Linked DNA regions of Homo sapiens: region 1 is linked to region 2. Evidence: chromatin loops called from intact Hi-C (ENCODE). Cell type or tissue: adrenal gland. All regions are shown on one strand. Each heading gives the region's core, and the rest is flanking DNA. Links, peaks and the distances in the headings are about the cores only. Region 1 has its middle 30 kb from the start of KLHL6. Region 2 has its middle 27 kb from the start of SNORA63E.

What was found. A loop is a pair of places that touch in the nucleus more often than their neighbours do. Peaks named below come from ENCODE experiments on the same cell type or tissue, not always from the same donor. Only the 100,000 strongest peaks of a DNase experiment are listed, where the experiment ranks them.
Region 1: a loop joins it to region 2, with 2.2 times the contacts of the local background. A loop is called at or near these places in 5 of 110 quality-filtered maps.

What each region holds. Positions count from the first base shown.
Region 1 is chr3:183,581,133-183,589,463 of GRCh38, forward strand. No RefSeq gene overlaps it. Among named protein-coding and RNA genes, the nearest start is that of KLHL6, 30 kb to the left of the region's middle. RefSeq lists a silencer at 1-83. In adrenal gland, for the core only: no CTCF peak of the experiment used is centred there; DNase peaks (open chromatin) are centred at 3,109 and 3,349; H3K27ac peaks cover 1,996 bases.
Region 2 is chr3:183,476,739-183,485,069 of GRCh38, forward strand. No RefSeq gene overlaps it. Among named protein-coding and RNA genes, the nearest start is that of SNORA63E, 27 kb to the left of the region's middle. RefSeq lists enhancers at 1,461-1,996, 3,693-3,742. In adrenal gland, for the core only: CTCF peaks have their summits at 3,446 and 3,654; DNase peaks (open chromatin) are centred at 1,293, 1,713, 1,803, 2,833 and 1 weaker place; H3K27ac peaks cover 1,397 bases.

The sequences.
Region 1 (8,331 bases), core at 256-8,255, 100 kb after region 2:
ACGAGGGAGCTGCCCCGCACCAGCTCAGACACTCCTCAGACGACTCATTCTCAAAAGTCCCTTTGCAGCTGGACGTGGTGGCTCACACCTGTAATCCCAGCACTTTGGGAGGCCGAGGCAGACAGATCACAAGGTCAGGAGTTCGAGACTAGCCTGACCAACATAGTGAAACCCCGTCTCTACTAAAAATACAAAAATTAGCTGGGCATAGTGGTGTGTGCCTGTAATCCCAACTACTCAGGAGGCTGAGGCAGGAGAATTGCTTGAACCGGGGAGGTGGAAGTTGCAGTGATCTGAGATCGTGCTACTGCACTCCAGCCTGGGTGACAGAGCAAGACTCCGTCTCAAAAAAAAAAAAAAAAAAGTCCCTTTGCAAAAACATCCAGAACTAGACATATCTCACTACCCATACCCTACCCAGGACACCCTGGCCCTGCTTGTGTCTCTCCCTCCTTCTCCTTTCCCATCTTTTCAGTCACCACCAACCCCCAAGTGCAAATTTGCCTTAGGATTTCAGATGAGCCATTCAGCTCCTCCTCCCCAAGTTACCCAGGCTGGCCTTCAAGCAAACCCTTCAAGGAACAAATGGGCTATTTATTCATTGAGCAGAGGCCTTGACTTCATAGCTGTTTTTCTCTAATGTTCATCCTCCTGAAAGACAGCTGCCATTTCAAAGAGCCATTGACTCTTTGCTTTTGCTTTTCTGATGATGATACAATGAAAATCAAGCACAATGACTTTCTTCGTCATCTTCCATAAACAGTGGAAACTGTCCCCCCGCCCAACCTTTCTATTGCAGGTGCCTGGCCTATGGTAAGTGCACTCAGCTTTTCCAAGCTTAGAATAAACTGCTGAAATTACAAATTGGCAGGTGGTTTGGCCCTACTGGTTTATAGTGCTAGCTACTTAGGTTTAAAAATGGAAAGGGGGCCAGGTGTGGTGGCTCCTGCCTGTAATCCCAACACTTTGGGAGGCCGAGGTGGGTTGCAGTGAGCTGAGATTGAGCCACTGCATTCACTCCAGCCTCGGCAATAGAGTGAGACTCCATCTCAAAATAAAAAAAAAAAAAAATTATATATATATATATATATATATACATATATATACATAAGCAGAAAGGGTTTTAGTTTAAAATCCTGGTCAGACCAGGTCACAGCCCAAGGTCTGGCAGGCCCCATTTGGTTGACAAGCTCTGTATCAGCCTGTCTCAGGAGTGCTGCTGCCTGGACATTGGGCAGCTTACAAACAGGGCAAGTGGCTGGCTTTGTTTACCCTCATGTCATTTTTGGCTGGACAGTCATTTTGCTCTTTCCTCTGATCCTTCTCTGCCCTCCCTCCCCACACATCGAAAGCCAAAAGGGAGCAGATTCTAATTTTCTACATTCTCTGAAAAAATCAAACACTCACTTTCCATGTGTGTATGTATATATACACATTCATACACATATATGCACATATGTATATGTATGCATACATATGTATGTTTGTGCATATACATACGTTCATAGACTCCTAGAGTTCATCATAGTAATATTCAACCTTGGACAGCATGTTAAAATCACCTGAAGACAGTTTTTTTGTTGTTTTTTTGTTTTTTGAGATGGAGTCTCCCTCTTGTCACCCAGGCTGGAGTGCAATGGCGCGATCTTAGCCCACTGCAAGCTCTGCCTCCCGGGTTCAAGTGATTCTCCTGCCTCAGCTCCCCGAGTAGCTGGGATTACAGGTGCGCACCATCACGCCCAGCAAATTTGTGTGTTTTTAGCAGAGACTGCTAGTCTCTGCAGTGATTACAGAGTGCTAGTCAAGTCTGACCAGTAGCAACATAACAGCATCATCTGGGATGCAGAGTCTCAGGCCACATCCCAGACCTACTGAATCAGAATCTGCATTTTAACAGAGCCCAGTAATTCGTGTGCATGTTACAACTTGAGAAGCCCCGATCTAGTCAAGCTTTCATTTGGCAGATGAGGCCCAGAGAGGCTGAGTGATTTCAGGGGTCATGCTGTTAACTGGAGACTCAGATAGGACTGGAGCCCAGATCTCTTTACTGCTATTTCCATCACATTATCATTGTTCAGATTTAGCCAATGGTTAGATATTCCTCAAAAGTTTGTCATCTTTCTCAAGTTTATCACAGCTCTCTATGATTTCCTCTGTTCACACACACAAAAAATCACATTTAAAAAACATTTAAGGTTTTATTTTCTGCTGGTAGAGGACAAAATGATTAGATGGCATGACAAAAAAAAATTGAGAAAGGCATCACGGATAGATATAAAGAAAAGATGGAAGACATTTAGCAAAATGATTGCCACCTAATTTGTGGATCAGGAGACTGCAGGGCCATAGCTGATCTTGATAAAGAGGACAAAGTCTGCCTGCAATCTAGCAAGTGTGCCTCTTGTGACAGCCCAGAACTCAGCATGGGTGAGACACCAAAGTCTTCATCTTGGACCTGAGGAGATCTAAAAAGTGGGGCAGGTTATTTATAGGCTTGCAAGTTTCATAGATACGTTTGGTGTGAGAATAGTCCACATTTCATTATCACACATCATGGAAATGAAAAAAAAAATCCTATAGATCCATAGAAGACAAAGTTTTGCAGTCAGGGAGGCAGACTATGTCAGGAATTCGATCAATCCTACACTTCCCCAACCCTAGGAAACTGAGGGAAGCCCCTCCCACCAGGTTCCAGGCTCAGCCTTCCAGCTGCGCACCCTGTGCAGCTACTTTAAGCCCTCACACCCACCTCCAGAGTCACACCAGCCCCACAGGGAAGGAAACCCCCTCACAGATTTGCTATCCACAGCCTTCATTTGAAACAGCCTCTTTGGCCATTCCTCACACTTTCTTTCATTCTGTTTACGCTGCTTGTTTTGGGGGGTGATTTTGGCTCTCCACCCTGGCCACATGGCCTCAGGCTGCTTCAAGCAAACAGCCCTCCCCCATCTGACCTGACTGTGATCCTTGTACCCTGGCTCCACTCCTGTAAGTAGAACTATCTCCAGTCCTGAGAGTGGCATCAGGCCACCTACCATCAGTCCCAGGCCCAGGGGCACTCCTTCCTGAGTCCCTTGTCCCACCTTCTTAACACCATGGAAGCACCTTCCCAGCATTACTGTACCCATAAGGCTGCTGAAAGAAGAGGCCTCAGCCTTGGAGACCGAGAGCTGACTGATGCCATAGGGCTGACCCCAGTCGCTCCCTGCCCTGAAGCCTTTGCTGGGGTATTTTTCTGGCATATTAATGCAGTTTGTAATGTCCCAGCTGTGGCTCTGAGAAGAGGCGGAATGAATGGTGTTTTTGGTTTGCTGCCAGACGAGGGTGATCCGCATCCAAGGACACGTTCCTTATGTGATAAACACTGCTCCTCTGGCCATCTCTGGCAATAGTGAGCTCAAATAGCAGAAAACTCGTCTGTGAATGGCAAGGATTGCTGAAAAGTAACTCTCTGCCACTCCAAGGGGATATGCTATCAGGGAAAATACCCCTCTGCAAAGACATGCAGAATCTATGTTCCAGCCCCTTGGAGGCCTGCTCTCAGGAAGCCAGCTGGAAGCCAGGCCCAGACTGGGGCTGCACCAGAGAAGGAGGCAGCAGCTGTTACCAGATAATTAAAGTTAGGCCAAGTACAGATGAGTTCAGGAGGCTGATGTGAGAGTCAGGGTCAGGCAGGACATGAATCAGCTCAGGCCTGTAAAAAACCATTAGCTGTCAACAAAGGACAGGAACAGCCTATCTAAGCACTGTTCAAAGGTAAGAAAACTCTTAACTGTAGGGACATAACGAGTCTTCCTTCACAGAGCACCAACACCAGATCCTCTCTCTCACTCCCAATTGGCTTCGACTGGAGTCTGTTTTGGAGATACTGAGGAATCCCTGTGTCTCTTGTTATCAGATAATTTAACTAACAGGAAGCTCTTTTTCCTAGCTTGTGACATGATGAATGGATCAATGGGTGACTTCGTGAATAAGAGAGGGAAGTAGAAACAGGTGTACTCTATGGATAGAACCAATAGCAAAGATTTTGTTTAAGGACAGTTGGACTTATCAAACTGTCTCTAGAACCATACTGACAGTGAGTTTCAGGAATGCCCCAGTGAAGCTAGGGGTACAATCTTCATAGACTTCATGGACCAAGGGCAACAGTCATAACAACAGCAATCAGTTAGAGAGTTGAGAGTTAAACAGTTAGAGAGTTGCTGCTATGGTCAAGAATTGTGTTACATGCTGTATTAGGATTCTTGCTGCTGAGTAAAAAAACCCAGCTCAAATGGACACATTGGATATCAACCTTTACCAAAATTCATTTGAAAATAAACTTTTTGTTTTAAAATATTTGGTTTCTCTACAAGGCTCAAATCCTCTAAGGTTTATAGAGATAGGAGGAGAAAGGTAAGACAGACTTTGCATTTTATCATGCCTATAAAGTGTTTTAGCATGCTGAGTTGTAAGCCAAAAATCTACCACCATAACGATCATACCACTATTTGTTGGGTCCTTTCCATGTATCAAACCACTGAACCCAAACAACTTTGCAAAGGGTAATTTTGTCATAGACGAAGATTACGGTTCAGAGAGGTTAAGCAAATTTCCCAAGATCATTAAGCCATACGTGACAGAGATGGAATTTGAGCCCAGGTGTCTCTGACCCCCAAAGCCCATGTGTTTTCCACCATAGCGTGTTGGTCAAATAGTCATTGGCGTCTATTGCTATTTGCAGTTTGAATTTGGTTGTGAGGAGGGGATGGGGGTTATAAACACACAATGGGGCCAGGTGCGGTGGCTCACGCCCGTAATCCCAGCACTTTGGGAGGCTGAGGCAGGCAGATCACGAGGTCAGGAGATCGAGACCATCCTGGCTAACATGGAGAAACACTGTCTCTACGAAAAATACAAAAAAATTAGCTGGGCATGGTGGCGGGCACCTGTAGTCCCAGCTACTCAGGAGGCTGAGGCAGGAGAATGATGTGAACCTGGGGGGGCGGAGCTTGCAGTGAGCTGAGATCGTGCCACTGCACTCCAGCCTGGGCAACAGAGCGAGACTCCATCTCAAATAAATAAATAAAAATAAAAAATTAATAAATACACAATGATATCCCCAAATTTCTCATTGTTTCTATGGCTCACAGAACCTCACCCAAGACACCGTGGATCTTCTATTAGTTGGGTGTGCACGAGACATTTTTCAGCCTTAGGAGGTCTTGAGGGCTCCAGTGTAGGTACATGCTCTGATTGCAAGGAGGGAGGTGTCCACCTGTGCCCTCTGCATGGAAGGGATTGTCACTCTGTATGGCCATCAAAGGGTGGAATGCTTAAAGTATTGCCCTTCTTGCCATTCTAGCAGGATTTTCTTGGAGAGGGGCTGCCCAAGCCTTGAGAAGTTTTCTTATCTTTCATCTTCTAACTCAAAAGAAAACGAAATGAATTTCTGTTAACATCTAGTGTCCCCTGGCCCTGAACATTCTCCTATCCTTCTCTTCCCAGGTAACACAGTGGTGTAGGGCGGCGGCTCACTCAGTTGGAGGAAACCACACCTTCAAGCAACATCCTCTCCTCGGAACGAGCTTTAAAGGTCTTATGGTTTCACTCTGGGCTCATCTAACTCAGTCTACATAGTTCCTCCAGAGGATACTTACACATGGGTGAATGTTGCCCCTTTCATTCATTTATTCACTGAGTATTTACTGAGCACCTACTATCTGCCAGATACTATTCTAGGTGCCAAGAATACTTGTGTGAATAAGACAGAAAGGTCTCTATCTCAATGAAATTTATATTGTGATAAAAGAGATAGACAATAATTAAACAAGTAGTGAGATAATTTAAATGTTTGACTAGTGCTATGGACAAAAGAAATATAGTGATTAGATAGAGAGTAACACAGGGTGCAGGAGAACCTGCTTTAGAAAGAGTGCTCAGGGCCAGGCAAGGTGGCTTATGCATGTAATCTCAGCATTTTGGGAAGCCGAGACAGGGGGATCACTTGAGGCCAGGAGTTCAATACCAGCTTGGACACCATAGCAAGGCCCCATCTCTACAAAAACATAAGAAAAATTAGCCAGGCCTGGTGGTGTACACCTGTAGCCCCAGCTACTTGGGAGGCTGAGGTGGGAGGATCGCTTGAGGCCGGGACTTCAAGGATGCAATGAGGTATGATCGTGCTACTGAACTCCAGCCTGGGTGACACAGTGGGGCCCTGTCTCTAAGGAAAAAAGAAAAGAAAAGAAAAGGAAAGGAAAGGAAAGAAAGCTTGCTGAGAAAAAGCCTCCCCAAGAAGTTGATATTTGAGCAGAGATCTGAAGGTTGACAAAGACCCAGTCTTACAAGAGTCAGTAGAAGAACATTCTAGGCAGGGAGAACAGGAAGTAGGCAGGAAACTGGGACAGTCAAGCAAAAGCAGCTGCAGCTTAGTGAGCAAGAGAGAGTAGTCAGTTGTAACGAAAGAGGAAGACAGGGACTAGGTCATGGAGGCTTTTCTAGGCCATGGTTAGTAGTTTGAAGTTTATTCTACATGAAGAAGGAAAATAATAGAAGATTTAAGTAGGGCAGTGACATGCATGATTAGATTTAAATGTTTAAAAATCCACTCTTGTGGCCGGGCGCGGTGGCTCACGCCTGTAATCCCAGCACTTTGGGAGGCTGAGATTGGTGGATCACCTAAGGTCCAGAGTTTGAGACCAGCCTGGCCAACATGGTGAAACCTCGTCTCTACTAAAAGTACAAAAAAACTTAGCTGGGCATGGTGGTACACGCCTATAGTCCCAACTACTCAGGGAGGCTGAGGCATGAGAATCACTTGATCCCAGAAGGCAGAGGTTGCAGTGAGTCAAGATAGCGCCACTGCACTCCAGCCTGGGGGACAGAGGGAGACTCCATCTCAAAAAAAAAAAAAAAAAAAAAAGAAATCCATCCTCGTGATGTAGAAAACAGACTAAACAGGGAAGTGGAAGAAGGGAGGCCAGATAGGAGGGTTTGACTGTAGTCCAGGCAAAAGATTATGGCGCCTTGGACTGGGGGTGACAGCAGAGATGGCAGGAAGAGGATGCATTTGGGATATATTCTTCAGGTAGAATTGGCAAGACTTTGTCATGAGCTGAATGCAGGCGGGGAGGACGAGGAAGAAATCTAAAACGATTCCTCAATGTGGGGTTTAAGCAACTGTTTGGAAGATTATGCTCTTTATTATATAATTTAACAAACTATATGGAAAAAATTGGAAAAAAAAACAGATGGTGAAGATGGGGCAGGGAAATTTGGGCATATTAAGATGCCTATTAGAGGTCCATGTAAAGTTGCCGGTGGCAATTGGATTCATGATTCTGGGGCCCAGATGAAATATTTGGGCTAAAGGTACACATTTGGAAGTCACCCCCTTAGGAGAAGTTAAAGCCATGAAACGGAAAAAGAGAGAAGACCCAGGACAGGACTTGGGGCATAAGTTCATTTAAAGGTTGGATAGCAGAAATAGCCAGTTTTAATGATACATTGAGCAAGAGGGAAGCACGCAGTGTAATCAGAAAACCACTTTATTCTTTTCCTCCACTACCTGTTCAAGCCATCCCCTCCATGGAACTAGTTGTTCCCTGCTCCCTTGAACAAAACTGAAGGGGATTGTGTGACTTTTGTGGACATTCTTAAATAATATAAAGCCATCTGGTCACTGCTGGTCACACACACATAGAGAGAGAAAGAGAGAGTCTCATTTCAATAAGCGTTATGAATGGTAATAAGAAAGTATTCCAAATTCATGAAGAGTTGAGGCTCTCTGCTCCAGCCTGGCTGCCTCCAGTGGGAGTCAGCTGTCCTCTATTTCACCTGAAATGTGACGTCCTCTTTCCCAGCTCATTTGGCTGCCTCTGGTTCCTCTAGAATGGAAGCAGAGTGGGGAGGTAGAAAGGGACAGGGCAGGAAAGATCCTACGTGGCTAGTCTTGTCGTAAACTAATAAGAGCTGTCTGGGCTTTCCAGGCATCTAGAGCTTATTCTTTCTCTTTTGGGACAATATTATGGTTTCTTCAGACTCATCTTTGGAAATCTTACAATGGCAGTTCCCATGCTGTAAGTAAATGCATCTCCTAGGGCTGGTCACTTACAATTCCTCTTTCACTGCCTTGGAATCTAATAGTACATCTCCAACACTTGTTTGTGGTTGGGTTTTTTTCTCCAAGCAGCCCTCCTGGGCAGGATCTAAGAAAACCTCAAGCTTGCTTGCTTTCTCTGTGAGTGCTACCTCAGGCCCGTGGGAAGCACTCATAAGCATCATTTGCCCCAACATAGCACCATCTCTTCTCCCTGCCATTAGAACAGCTAGCCGGCCAAGGGCAGACTC
Region 2 (8,331 bases), core at 287-8,286:
GGGAGTGTTCTAGAGAACGGGGATATGTCTTCCCAGCATATCACAGGACCTCGCCTGGGACCAGAATCATTCTGTTCATTTTCCAAGATCCAATTATCACTTGTAACCAAGGTGAATGCTTGGCAAGAGCCTGTGTCCTGGGTTTGGTTTTAAGGTAGGTGTTTTCCTCTTCTTCTATTATTAAGGCTGTTCATAACCTACGTAATCTGCTTTCTCCCCTTTGTGCTTATGAAAAGTTCGTTTTTGTCTAGGATGAAAACTATGGCAGCCAAATCTCCTCCAAAACTAAGTAATAGCACACCTGCCGTACCCACAGTACTTTTGAGACCCTCTAGTTAGTATTATTGTAATGTATTATTGTAATTACTATCAACAATAGTCATAACAAGTGCTATTTTTTCTTTTTTTCTTTCTTTTCTTTTCTTTTCTTTTTTTTTTTTTTTTTTTTGAGACAGAGTATCACTCTGTCACCCAGGCTGGAGGGCAGTGGCATGATCTCGGCTCACTGCAACTTCCATCTCCTGGGTTCAAGTGATTCTCCTGCCTCCACCTCCCAAATAGCTGGGATTACAGGTGCCCGCCATGCCCGGCTAATTTTTTTTTTTTTTCTAGTAGAGACAGGGTTTTACCATGTTGGTCAGGCTAGTCTTGAACTCCTGACCTCAAGTGACCCACCCGCCTCAGCCTCCCAAAGTGCTGGGATTACACGCATGAGCCACTGCACCTGGCTAACAAGTGCTATTTTTTAGTTCCCATTATGTGCCATGGACTGCACATCATATACATTTTTGCTAATCCTTACACCAACCCTACACAATAGATATTTTTATCCTAATGTTAGAGATAAGGAAACTGATGCTCAGAGAGCTTAAGTGACTTACCCAAGATCACACAGCTAGTAAGTGACAGAGTGAGAATCAGGTCTGACTGCACTCAGGTCTGACGGACTCCGAATTGCCTCCTCTTGCCACTGGGCAATGGGCCTTTGAGTTGTTCCCTCACATGTCTGTGAGGCCAGACCCTGAGTCTGAGATTCTGGGGTCCCCTCAGTGCTGCCAGCTCCTTAGTCCCTAAGACTGTTAGGACCACAGAGCCCATGGCCAGTGAATCCAGCAGGGGAATAAATATGCAGATGATATAAGACAGCAAAAATCAGCCCAGGGCTGGGACTGGAAGGCCTGAGTGAGGAAAGGAACCTGCTCTCTAGGAGTCAGGACACCCCGGTCCTGGCCCTGACTCAGCTCCCACAGGGCCTTCAGCCAGTCCCCACAGGGCCCACAGCCTGGTGGTCAATCACTGTCCCTGGTGGGATACCCTGTGAGCCGCACTTTACTCCCCAGAGAACAAGGGGCTTTGCCTGCAGGATGCTGTCTAAGCTTTTCTGGTTCTGAGAATTCTGGGATTCTTCCAGGAGCCCTGGGGGATGCCTGGTCAATAGGTAACTGTCTCTGCTGCCAGGAACCCAGGGCCTGGGGGGAGACAGGCGAGGGCACGCCCAGAGCAGCTGCAGTTTTTATCAGGAGAGACGTGTCACCCAAGGGCCTGGATAAGACTCCCCCACTTCCGCAGCCCTCCTCCTGCTTTGTCTCCTAGGATAGAATAGAGCACGATAGGATGAGGTGGGACAGATGAGGACTTCACACACTGTAAGGGTAAACATTGTTTCGTCTGCTTGTGTTTGAATTCTATAAATGTATTTCTGTGTTGGGTAAAATTTGCGTCTCCCTGAGGTTGCACTCTAAGGAGTATGGAAAACCTGGCTCTAGACTAACTGGGCCCCCCGTGGTGCTCCAGGCATCCCCACCCTCACCTGTGGCACCTGGAGCTCCTGCTGTCACCGGCCCAGCTGGGTCCTGTGTCTTTCTCTGGTTGTCAGGGCCTGCGCTGACAGTCCCCCCACAGGGAGGTGGAATCTGGGGTTGACAGGGCTGGGAGGATCCTTCCTCTTTCCAGGCTCAGGCAAATCCTCGCCTGGAGGCGGGGAATGGGCTAGATGACCCCTGAAACAGTTCAGTCCAGGGTCTGAGAGCCCCTCTGTGCCCAGCGCTGTGCCCCCTCCCCTTCCTACGCTTCCCTGCAGGGCCCGCGAGAGAGAGGGGAAAGCAGCTGCCAGCTCCAGGCAGTCATTTTACCCCAGGTGCCACTTACCCTGCGGAGGGGCTGGAACCAGCTAATCATTTTACCTGGAGGTGCCACTTACCCTGCAGAGGGGCTGGAATCAGCTAATCATTTTACCTGGAGTTGTCATTTACCCTGCGGAGGGGCTGGAGCTTGTCCGGTTTTCCAGTTCCTGTGTTGCCTGCCAGCCCTGTCTACCCCAGGCTGTGGGTGTCTATGGCTGACAAAGGCCCCTGAGCCAGGCCAACCCCAGCCTCCCAGGGGGTGGCTCTGTGGTCCCTAGCAGCCCCAGCATCATCCAGGGCACAGAGGCCATGGACCCTGGAGACACAGCCCTTCCTATTCATCCAGGGCACGGCTCCCTCTGTCCCTCCATCTCTCCCTCACAGAGCTTTCAGCAAGATAGATGGTCATTCTCCTGTCCTCACTGTTTGCTCCTGGCATAAGGGGACCCCGGGGCTGGATGACTTCCCTAAAGAGGAGTCTCTCAGGGTTTCCTCAGGTGCTCCGAAGTCCTGTCTGGAGGATGAAGGTGGGGGGCACATCCCTGAGGCAGACTCCCCGCTGCCCTCCCTCCACCCTTCACCGATTCCCCATGTATTAGTTTTCTACAGCTATGTAATCAGTTTCCCAAACCTTAGTAGCTTGAAGCAACAAACATTTATTATCTCACAGTTTCTGAGGGGCAGTTTAGCTAAGTGGCTCTAGCTCAGGGTCTCTCATGAGCAGCTTTCAGCCAGGGCTGCAGTTCTCAGACGCCTTGAGGATTAGAGAATCTGCTTTCAAGAAAGCCTCATACTTTCTTGCAAGGTAACAAATAAGTGCTGTAGATCACCTAAGAAAACAGTGCTGTATTACGCTTTGTTACCGAGAACCCGCAAAAGGACAGCCTGGATTATGCTAAACAATGCAAGGGAAGGGTAGGGCAAGTGGCCAAATCCCTGATGGTAGAGGACAAATTCCAAAGCAAAGAAAAGCTGGCAGGACCAATTTATGAATTGTGAAAGCCTAACATTAAGGCATTGTACCATTTTTCCTGCCACAGGATCAGCTATCTTGCAATCAATGGCCTCTAAGACTCAATAATCCCGGGATAGGACCAGCTGCAGTCACTCTAAGAGCTCCCTCTGGGAGGGGAGGCCTGGCAGGGAACCGTGAGGACACAACAGAGCTCTAGGTCTGGCAGTTGAGACAGGAGCTTCTTTCCTTTTAGGAAAATTACCCCAGGCTGTCCTTGGCGGCACCCCATCACTAGGAGTGTAACTAAGGAGCTTGTGGTCATCTTTTGTCCCCTCGTGGACACTTTTAAAAGTGCAGCCCGGCCGCGCACGGCGGCTCATGCCTGTAATCCCCAGCACTTTGGGAGGCTGAGGCAGGCGGATCATGAGTTCAAGAGATCAAGACCATGCTGGCCAACATGGTGAAACACCATCTCTACTAAAAATACAAAAATTAGCCAGGTGTGGTGGCACGTGCCTGTAGTCCCAGCTACTCGAGAGGCTGAGGGAGGAGAATCACTTGAACCTGGGAGGCGGAGGTTGCAGTGAGCCGACATCGCGCCACTGCACTCCAGTGTGGTGACAGAGTGAGACTCTGTCTCAAAAAAAAAAAAAAAAGTGCAGCCTTTCCTCCTGTATGAGAGTCTGTTAGGGTGGAAGTAAACTCAGAAGTCACCTTCAACCACTAGGGGGTTTTATGGCACAGGTCCCTGGCCTTGCACAGATCACAGAGTGAGTTAGTAATAAGTATTTCCAGATTTTTTTTTCATGGTGACTCTAAAGTTGTGACATGCTTGATCTAAAATCTTTGAATCATAGAAGCATGGACTTAGATGAGACCTGCGACATCACCTCACGGCATTCCATATACCCGCTCCCTGCAAGCAGCGATGGGCAGAGCAGAAGCGTTGCCAGCCTTGGAGACCCCCACACTTGCGTTCAGTCTTTACTCTGGGAAGTCTCTGAGCCTCAGTTTTCTCATCCATATAGCATCAATTTACTTCACAGAGTTCATGCAAGAATTAAACAAAATGGTGTACGTCAGAGACTGCAAACTCAAGTGCCTTCGGGACCAAGTAGGTCAGTGGACACTGGCAAACCAGACTTACAAGCCCTTTTCTTTTTTCTTTTTTCTTTTTTTTTTTTTTTTTGAGATGGAGTTTCACTCTTGTTGCCCAGGCTGCAGTGCAATGGAACGATCTTGGCTCACTGCAACCTCCGGCTCCCGCGTTCAAGCAATTCTCCTGCCTCAGCCTCCCGAGTAGCTGGGATTACAGGCATGCGCCATCACCCCTAGCTAATTTTGTATTTTTAGTAGAGACGGGGCTTCACCATGTTGGTCAGGCTGGTCTCAAACTCCTGACCTCAGACGATCCGCCAGCCTCGGCCTCCCAAAGTGCTGGAATTACAGGCGTGAGCCACCGCGCCTGGCTTACGAGCCCTTTTCTAAAGGGAACAGTACCTGTTCTTTTCTGTCCAGTGAAGTAGGGATATGACCCCTGTGTTGCCAATTTTAAAAAATATGGCAGAGTCCAAAAAGGTATCTATGGTTTTCATTGTTCAACCTCTGGCGTGTGTAAAGTGTCCAAGAGGTGATCAATAATGGTGGTGGTAATTACTGGGGTGGCAGCTCCTCAGGACCCCCACACTGCCCCACCCCTACCCATACATTTCTCCCGGTAGGTGTTGATATAGTAACATTCTTGGAGTGTCACTGTGTACCTGGCACTGTGCTAAGTGCTATAGATATAAAAACCAGCAAGAAAACAGCCCCCAGCCCCGTGGGCCTTCAGTCAAGTAAGGACAATTACAGCAGCTAACATGTGCGGTGCATTTACAATCTGTTGGGCGATGAGCTAAGCATTCCACGTGTACGATCTCGTCTAATCCTCACCCAAACTCTATGAGGCATAGTCTATTATTACTGTACTTTCAGGATGAGGTGACTTAGAGTGGAGGTGAGTAACAAAGCCGCAGCCTTTTCTAACCCTCAGCACATCTCCAGGCTTGCTTCCTGCTGAGGATTGCAACCCACCTCCCAGGGAGATGAAGTCTCTAAAATTGGAAATAAAAATTTCAGCACCTAATTTCTAGCTTGCATCTGAATTGCCACACGTTCTTTTACAGGTTTTTTTTTTTGTTGTTGTTGTTTTTTGTTTTTGTTTTTGAGACGGAGTCTTGCTCCGTAGCCCAGGCTGGAGTGCAGTGGTGCGATCTCCACTCACCGCAAGCTCCGCCTCCCGGGTTCACGCCATTCTCCTGCCTCAGCCTCCCGAGTAGCTGGGACTACAGGTGCCCGCCACCACGCCCAGCTAATTTTTTGTATTTTTAATGGAGACGGAGTTTCACCGTGTTAGCCAGGATGGTCTCGATCTCCTGACCTCGTGATCTGCCCACCTCGGCCTCCCAAAGTGCTGGGATTACAGGCATGAGCCACCGCGCCCGGCCTACAGGTTTTTAAAATAGTTTGTTGGTTTGCATTTAGCCATTGAAATTTTTATTAGTTTGTTTTTTAATGTGCTGGATCTCAGGTCACATGATTTTAGGCTGCCAACAAGATCTTTTCAAAAATTAACTGGGCTTCCTGGGGCACACTAACTTAAGAGTTCTGGCTTTTGTCCCCTTTTGCCCATCCCCACTAACACCAGCACTGATGTTCCCACTGTCACCAAGATGCTGAATGGATAAGCGGTCACATGATCAAAGTACTGCCTTCCACCTACACTGGGAATGAGTTGGGATCGTAGCTCCTGGAAAGGCTTCCCCAACAACCCTAGGGTGTGTGAGTAGGCAATTTGGAGAGTCAGCCCCAGCCCACCGTAATATGAGTGCCCAGAACAGGATCATGCCCAAGACAGAGCATGGATTTGGAGAACAAACTCAATATACGTTGGATTCATAAAAACATTGGGCTCAGGGTGGCAATTCCTTGCTGTTACGCACCTGCGAACATAGCTGACTTGGATTTGCAAGCCACAAGCTTAGGTGTGGAACATTTGTGAGTCTCTAGCATTTCTGAACCTGTCTTAAGAGCTATCACCTTACTCTGATGACATTCCAAGTGCTTACACAGGCCTCTGAGACTCCCTACCATGGCTCTGAATTTAGTCCGGCTACACAGGCCTCTTGACTGTTCCTTACTTATTTATTTATTTATTTTTGAGATGGAGTCTCACTCCGTCACCCAGGCTGGAGTGCAGTGGCGCAATCTCGGCTCACTACAAGCTCTGCCTCCCATGTTCAAGCGATCCTCCTGCCTCAGCCTCCCAAGTAGCTGGGACTACAGGGATGCCACAATGACCAGCTAAATTTTTGTGTATTTTTAGTTCAGACAGGGTTTCACCATGTTGGCCAAGCTGGTCGCGAACTCCTGACCTCAAATGACCTGCCCATCCTGGCCTGCCAAAGTGCTGGGATTACAGGCATGAGCCACCGTGCCCAGCCATGACTGTTCCTTAAATACACAGAAGCCTCCCACCTCAGAGCCTCATTAGCTCTTCCCTCTGCCTGGAGTAAGCTTCCCCAGATACTCTCAGGCCTCTCATGCTCTCTTCACTCAAGCCTCTGTTTAAGTGTCTCTATCAGAAAGGTTGGCTGTGTTCATCCTAGCTCAAGTAGCATGCATCACCCTTCCCCTGAGTTACTTTCTTTGGACATTTATCTCTACTTGTCATTATATTATATGCTTGTTTGATTCTTGCCTGTCTCTCTCTACTAGAATGTTAGCTCATGTGAGCAGAGGCTTTGTTTTGTTCACAGATGGACAGAAATCATGCCTGGCACGTAGTAGGCGCTCAATGAATATTTGTTGCATTGTTTCACAAAGACTCACCCCATTCCTTCTTTCACTAATGTCTACTTAGAACTCAGAACAAAATCTAAGGCATCATTTTTCCTACAGATTCCTCCAGTGACCTTTTCCCGGAATGTGACATTCTACCAGAATGCACTTTGACAATTAAAAACCTCAGCATTTCTTCCTAGACTAGTTTTGTCACTGTCCTAATCTTTTTCTTTTTTTTTTTTTTTTCTATTTCTGGCTTGGTCTCATGTTTCAGGGAAATTACTCAATAGATGCTCCTATTACTACATTTTTACTATGAAAGAATAGAATTTCGGCCAGGCATAGTGGCTCATGTCTGTAATCCCAGCACTTTGGGAGGCCAAGGCAGGCGGAGGCGGATCACCTGAGGCCAGGAGTTCGAGACCAGCCTGACCAACATGGCAAAACCCTGTCTCTACTAAAAATACAAAAATTAGCTGGGCGTAGTGGCAGGTGCCTGTAATCCCCGCTACTCAGGAGGCCGAGGTAGGAGAATTGCTTGAATCCAGGAGGTGGAGGTTGCAGTGAGCTGAGATCTCACCATTGCATTCCGGCCTGGGCGACAGAAAAAAACAAACAAACTCAAAAAAACAAACTAACAAAAAAACTCAAAAAACTCAAAAAAAAACCTCAAAAAACTCAACAAAACAAACAAACTAACAAAAAAACAAAGAACAGAATTTCACCAACAAAAATCCTGTTTATCTAAGGCCAGACTTACAGATTTCTCTGCGCAGTCAGGTTTTCCCTCTGCCTTCTGTGTATTGCCGCTTTGTTAAATCAAGATGATATGGTTTGGCTGTGTCCCCACCCAAATCTCATCTTGAATTGTGGCTCCATAATCCTCAGGTGTCATGGGAGAGACCTGGTGGGAGGTAATTGAATAATGGGGGTAGGTTTTTCCCGTGCTGTTCTCGTGATAGTGAGTAAGTCTCACAAGATCTGATGGTTTTATAAAGGGCAGTTCCCCTGCACAGGCACTCCTTCCTGCTGCCATGTAAGACATGTCTTTGTTCCTCCTTCACCTCCTGCCATGATTGTGAGGCCTCCCCAGCCATGTGGAACTGTGAGTCCATTAAACCTCTTTCCTTTATAAATTACCTAGTCTCGGGTATTTCTTCACAGCATATGAAAATGGACTAATACACCAGGCTTTGCCACCCTCATCTCCCCTCACCCCTGCCCTGTCTGCCCAGGTCAGTGCCCTCCAGCCTTGTACCTTTCAGATATGGGTTGTGACCTGTGACCCATTTAGTGGGTGATGAAATTAATTTGGTGGCTTGTGAACAGCATTTTAAGAAAAAAATAGAATAGGAAATACAGAAAATGTGTTTCTTATTGTGATACATGTTCAAGAAAGTTTGAAAGCACTGCTCTGGCCTGTATGGGTCA